Regions from separate parts of the Homo sapiens genome. Here region 2 is linked to region 1. Evidence: chromatin contacts called from ENCODE Hi-C or POLR2A ChIA-PET data. All regions are on one chromosome and are shown on one strand. The core of a region is the stretch at or near the end of the contact, and the rest is flanking DNA. Distances in the headings are between cores, read along the strand shown. Region 1 holds the start of LINC01690 (long intergenic non-protein coding RNA 1690). Region 2 overlaps IFNAR2-IL10RB (IFNAR2-IL10RB readthrough).

Region 1 (2,949 bases), core at 206-2,705:
TGCTGTCATTTATCCTCCAGGTGGGGAGGTGGGATCAGGCACCGGCTTTAAAAGGAGGTGGTGTTCTGCACCAACCGGGTCCAAGCCCTAAAGAGAAGATGTCAAAGGAGCACTGCTCTTTTGAATATTCCCTTCACTGGAAGACAGTCGTGGCTGCATATATTGGCCGGGACTAGAAGTGTGGTTTTCCCCATGTGGCGGAATTGCTTTCATTTTCAAACATGGGCCAGGGGCATAATGGCCGCTTGTAATGATCACATTAGCATCATGGAGCAATATATCTACAATAAATTAAGACTGCTTTGCAATTAGTACCGATGATCACAGCTGCGGAGACAAATGGCATATGTGCTAATTAAATAATTTGTCACTTCACTGTTAAACAAACAATTCAGCCTCTTTATATTACAAACTGCCATCTCCAGAACATCACCATGGGCCATTAACCCCGTGGAAGGAACAGCTTGCCATGCCCACAATTGGTGGGGAGCGATGTTTGAATGGCAGGAAAAAGGTGATGGGGAAAAATCCACTTGGATGACAAGTCCCCTCAGACTTTGAAAATTTTCTTGGAAAATGAGTTCCAGGAGGACAAAACAAACTCTGCCACTCCACTCAGAAAACATTTGGAAGATAGCCCACTCCAGTGTTAAGATTTCTGAGCTCTATTCGATGTGCCCTTATTGAAGTGAACCATCAAACTGGTTGCAACCAATAAAAACTCCATCACGTCAAATCTCAACTTCATCTGGTGACTTCAGCGAAAGTCCCTCCTCCCCATTTGTACAGTTTTTCTTTTGTACAGATTTTGTACATACCTTTGTACAGTTTTTCTTTTCTTTCTTTAAGTTTTAGCATTTCCTACCCCAAATGCTAATCCATAAAGCTGAATTGTGAACTAGGGTTTAATGGGGGCCAGCCATTGCTAGCCTATATAATGGCTTTGTGTGAACTAAGAGGACTCAGCTCTGTGCAGGGCACCAGTCTTGGTAAGCAAGGTGCAGGCTGGATTTGCGTCCCTGCTCACCGCCTTGGTCCAGGGCCCTTGTGCAGTGAACAACCTGTCCAACCACACAGGCAGCTCTGACTCACTTGCCTCTGAAACCAGGAGAGACCTGGGTAATTTAAAGCCACAGAACACTAGCAAGTCATGTGTCATTATTATCCTTTATTCCTTGCTCTTTTATCAGAGTTGTTAACTAATGGAACTTGATTTCTCCTTCTTATTCCTGCGCTCGCTCCCATACAAGAGGCAGAATGGTCAGACAGAGAGAGAAAGGCAAGGCAGTGAGGACTTCTTGTCATTGGCCCTTCAGCAAATCCCTCATCAGGCACCGCCTTTGTAAGGAGCATGTGACACGGGTGGTGTTGAGTAGAAGGCATTTGTGATGTAACAGGTGTTTGGTGTAAAATACTCAGGCAGTGTTAAGTTCCACCAAAGTCATTCTACTGCAGTAAATTTCTACCAGGCAGGAAACAGCTAGAAACAAGGTTGAGTGTTCAGTCTTCCTTCCTGCAGGAAAGGTGATTCCCTGGATAATTTCACATTAGGCTTTAAGAGCTCCTTTCCTGTGGCATTGTGGGGGTGGAAAAAGAAAAGCCAGTCTTTTATCTTTATGGAAATCTCACTGTTCGGATACAAAAGTCTGTAATAGAGGTGAGTTCCTCAGCAAATTGGTGCGTTACTCACCAAAAAGCCATTCTGTCTCTTTTTTAAAGTGAAATCTGAGTTTATCCCAGAAAGACTGGGGCATGGAGCAGCTTAGCTCACATCACTTAGGATAAAGGTGGGCACACTCTTAAGTGAGACAGAGTCTCACTCTGTCACCCAGGCTGGAGTGCGGTGGTGCAATAATGGCTCACTGCAGCTTCGAACTCCTTGGCTCAAGTGATCCTCCCACCTCAGCTTCTGGAGTAGCTGGGACCACAGGCATGCACCAGCATACCCAGCTAATTTTTTATTTTTTGGTAGAGACAAGGTCTCACTATGTTGCCCAAGCTGGTCTCAAACTCCTGGGCTCAAGCATTCCTCCCACCTCAGCCTCCCAAAGTGTTGGGATTACAGGTTTGAGCCACTGTGCCCAGCCTTGCTATTATTATCATAACTGAATTTTATAGCATGGAGTGTCTTCAGCAGCACTTGTTAATATTGTCTGTTAGGTGTGTGCAGAGTGAGGAAAGGAGATTGCCTAAGAGTAATGTTTCTAAAAGAACTTTTCTGACATGTATTTGTACATGAGGAAATGCAGAGAGTGCAGGGTGAGTTTAGAGGCACTGAAAGCACTGCCAGGACATAAGATGTTTTTCCTACGGCTCTACAAGATGCATTATTATCTGGCCTGTTTCGGAAAAGACAGGCTGTTTTCTAGCAGCCTCCTGTCTTCTGGTACTTCAGAGAGTGGATTTCCATGTGTCCAAAGGCTGAGATGCGAGTCAGGAACCACCCAGACCAGCCAACTGTCCTACCAGTGGGCATAGAATCCTTAGGCTGCAAGACAACCTAGATGCCAGCTCATCTAAGCCTCTTATTTCACCAGAAGAAGGAATGGGAGGAGAGAGAGACAACAATGACCCTAAATCATCCTGTTCTTTTCCTTCTCTGGTGGCGGTGGGAGGGGAGGGGTTCCTCCCACCTTCCCTCTATTTTCTGATCTAAGCTGAGGAAATCCAAATGGTATTCTTTTATCCCAATATTAACTGGGACTCAGAGACTCCCCAAGCCACTTACTTAATTTGTGGTGTAAAATATTTTTGTTATAGAATTGTTCCGCCTCTTAAAGGAGATCCGTGGGGAAAGACCTGGCTGGACAGCCTTTTACATAGCCCCAGTGAAAACAATGCAGGAATCTGAAAAGGTCATTAGGAAAATAAAAACTTAAAGTCCTGAAAAGCTTTCTGACAATTGTCCAAGGCCATGCAGTCCTGAGGACACAGAGGACACCAGCCATC
Region 2 (3,395 bases), core at 755-3,254, 310 kb after region 1:
TCCTTCCCTGGCACTGTTCCTTTGGGGGATTTCAGCCAAACCCTGGCATTAAACACGGGCTATAGGCCCATGACTCGCACATTTATATCTCTCTTGGTACCAGTTGGGTGATGGGTGGTGGTTTATTATAGTCTTCTACTTTTCTACTTGCATGTAGGTTTCAAATTTTCTTTTCTTTCTTTCTTCTTCCGTTTTTTTTTTTGTTTGTTTGTTTTTTTGTTTTTTTGTTTTTTTTTGAGACAGGGTTTTGCTCTGTTGCTGTGGCCCAGGCTGGAGTGCAGTGGCTTGATCTTGCCTCACTGCCACCTCCGCCTCCCGGGTTCAAGCGATTTTCCTCCCTCAGCCTCCCGAGTAGCTGGAATTACAGGTGTGTGCCACTACGCCTGGCTAATTTTTGTATTTTTATTGGAGATGGGGTTTCGCCATGTTGGCCAGGCTGGTCTCGAACTCCTGACCTCAGGTGATTCACCTTCCTCAGCCTCCCAAAGAGCTGGGATTACAGGCGCGAGCCACCATGCCTGGCCAGGTTTCGAATTTTCTATTAAAAGGTTTGAAAATAATTTCTGTCTCTAGCCCACATCTCTTCTTGGTGTGACCTCTGGGCTCATTCATCTGGCTGTCTCCCTGACATTCCTACTTCAGCCTCTCTCCAGCATCTCCAACCTAATGCAGCTCAAATGGGACTCGTGAGTTCCCCAGCTGAGCTCCAATCGGGGCACCAGCTGCTTAAGCCCAAAATGGACATTGACCTCAGCTTTTATGCATCAAATGTATCAGGAAGTCTCCAGTTTGTTTTTACGTCTGGAAATATATCTGAAATCCATGTGCCCACCCTACCCCCTCATAGCTTTCTGCCACCAGACAAATCCAAGGCTCCTTTGTCTGTCCCCATTTTACTCCTGCCCCTCCAGAAATTTCTCCTCACGGCTGTTCAAAGAAAATCTAGACTCCTCAGCACAGCCAACCTGTCTCTCCCTCCCTCACCCACGTGGCCTTTGAAGACATGGAGCCATAGAGGAGAACCAAGTGCTGGATGTGGGCTTTTTCATGGGCATCTGTTTTGAGGAGAAAAGTTGTAAATGTTTTTGTCTTATTTTCATAGCATTGGGAATGGTACCACCTCCCGAAAATGTCAGAATGAATTCTGTTAATTTCAAGAACATTCTACAGTGGGAGTCACCTGCTTTTGCCAAAGGGAACCTGACTTTCACAGCTCAGTACCTAAGGTGGGTCTGGCCTCACTATTGGCAGGAACGCACCGGAGGAGCCAGCCCTGGGCTGGTCACTGGGTTGGGCCACAGGAGGAAGGGAGTCTGACTACGGTCACCGTGTGACTGTGACAACCCTCAGGGAGCCTCCCTGCCAGCCTTTTGCTGTCTGGGAAATTCTCGTGGCCACCTTTTCTCTTTTAGGTTTTCTAGTTGTGATGGTTGACGATTTGACTGTTAATCACAGGGCTGCTGGCAGATACAGACATTTTATCATGCGTATGTAGATATAATCAGCCATAGTGGTAACCTCATGCTGTGCCCATCCCAGCTTGTTTGTCACAGTTGATATATTTTAAAAGAAAAATACCACTGCTGTCATCTCTAGGTATGAGTAGTATTGCTGGAAGTCAGCAATGTTGAGTGGATGCTACCCAAGAAACTGAGATATGCAAAGCGGTCAGGAAGCCCCTTGCTACCATATATCACCTGTTCCCCTCCAATGGATTATAACATCATGCCCCAGTGCCATGCGCGATGCACATAATTTGCATAATGAGTGCTCAGTTTCTCCGTGGTTCCATCCTGAAATTAAAAGTAAGACAGCTACTGACTGTTAAAAACCCCATTCTCGGACAACAGCAGGGGCTGTGAAGGAAGAGTGAGTGTCACCCTAGACGGTCATCTCAGTGGTGATCTGAACGCCCTCTACCTCTCCTGCCTGTCAGTGTTTCCCTACGCCTGGTGAAGGAAGTCAGTGCCAGCACTCCCTTGGCAGCCTGCCACCATACGCCACATGCTGGACTGCAGGTGACACACCTTTAGGCCAGGCGCAAACAGCAGCAGGAGGCCCAAGGCTGACAAGCCAACACACCTGCTTTCTGTGTGACTCAGAAACATACGAAGATAGACAAGTCCTTCAGTGAGGCAGGAGGAAATTTCTTCCCAGATCCAGCTGTCATTTCACAAAAATCCCCAAGGCCTGCTACATCAGAGAAGAAGTAGAAAGGTGAATAAGATAGTCCTCGTCTGTGCATTGCTGGCTTTTGTTTTTTAACTTTTAGTTCAAAATAATTCCAGACTAACAGAACATTTCAAAATTTTAAGTAGAATACAAAGAATTTCCAAATAGCCTACAATCAGATTCACCAATTTTTTTTTTTTTTTTTTTTTTTATGAGACGGAGTCTCGCTCTGTCACCCAGGCTGGAGTGCAGTGGCGCGATCTCGGCTCACTGCAACCTCTGCCTCTCGGGTTCACGCCATTCTCCTGCCTCAGCCTCCCGAGTAGATGGGAGTACAGGCTCCCACCACCATGCCCAGCTAATTTTTTGTATTTTTAGTAGAGACGGGGTTTCACCGTGTTAGCCAGGATGGTCACTATCTCCTGACCTCATGATCCACCCACCTCGGCTTCCCGAAGTGCTGGGATTACAGGCGTGAGCCACCACGCCCGGCCCAGGTTCACCAATTTTTAATGTTGGTCACATTCTCTCCCTTCCTCTCTCTCTCTCATGCCCTTTGTGCTGTAATATTTCACTGTGTATTTCACAAGAACAAGGATAATCTCTTACATCACATAGTACAGTGAGAAGCTCAGGAACTTTTACATTCATAAAATACTTGTATCTAATTTACAGTCCATAGTCCAGTACTGTCAGCTGTCCCAAGGATTGAAGGAGGGCATACTCTATAATTAATTTTTTTCCTGATGTGCATTTTCTAGTACTGATTGGCTTTATCATTTGCTTTCTGTGCTGTCTCTACTCAGTCTGAATAGCCACGGAGATTTTACTGTGGAAAATTAAATTTCTTCTCTGTCTGTCTGTCTCCCTGTAGTTTTTCTTGTTCTGTGCTGTGCTTTTGGGTTTGTTTGTTTGTTTTTCTTTTTTTTTTTTTTGAGACGGAGTCTCGCTCTGTTGCCCAGGCTGGAGTGCAGTAGCGCGATCTCATCTCACTGCAACCTCCGCCTCCCGGGTTCACGCCATTCTCCTGCCTCAGCCTCCCGAGTAGCTGGGACTACAGGCGCCCGCCACCACGCCCGGCTAATTTTTTTTAGTAGAGACACTGTTTCACCGTGTTACCCAGGATGGTCTTGATCTCCTGACCTCGTGATCCACCCGCCTTGGCTTCCCAAAGTGCTGGGATTACAGGCGTGAGCCACCGCGCCCAGCCTTTTTTTTTTTTT

What was found. Hi-C counts contacts between places; a loop is a spot of excess contacts on that map. ChIA-PET counts read pairs that join two places held with the same protein, here RNA polymerase II (POLR2A).
Region 2: a loop to region 1 is called in a map of Caco-2, with 5 times the contacts of the local background. The contact joins the enhancer-like site here to the promoter of LINC01690 in region 1. A Hi-C loop is called at or near these places in 1 of 168 maps with a recorded cell type or tissue (Caco-2). POLR2A ChIA-PET finds 5 or more read pairs at or near these places in 1 of 52 experiments (naive thymus-derived CD4-positive, alpha-beta T cell).

Annotation. Positions count from the first base shown.
Region 1 is chr21:32,957,433-32,960,381 of GRCh38, forward strand. LINC01690 (long intergenic non-protein coding RNA 1690) reads left to right here and starts at 1,456. Exons shown (of 2, transcript NR_135522.1): 1 at 1,456-1,657; 2 at 2,761-2,949.
Region 2 is chr21:33,267,292-33,270,686 of GRCh38, forward strand. IFNAR2-IL10RB (IFNAR2-IL10RB readthrough) reads left to right here. Exons shown (of 13, transcript NM_001414505.1): 8 at 1,103-1,226. It overlaps IL10RB (interleukin 10 receptor subunit beta), which reads left to right. Exons shown (of 7, transcript NM_000628.5): 2 at 1,103-1,226. Among named protein-coding and RNA genes, the nearest start is that of IL10RB, 2.6 kb to the left of the region's middle. RefSeq lists enhancers at 1,442-1,591, 1,602-1,651. Within about 2 kb of position 2,005, at least 13 of the 41 ENCODE cell types and tissues checked have a DNase peak (open chromatin) inside an H3K27ac peak, as active enhancers do.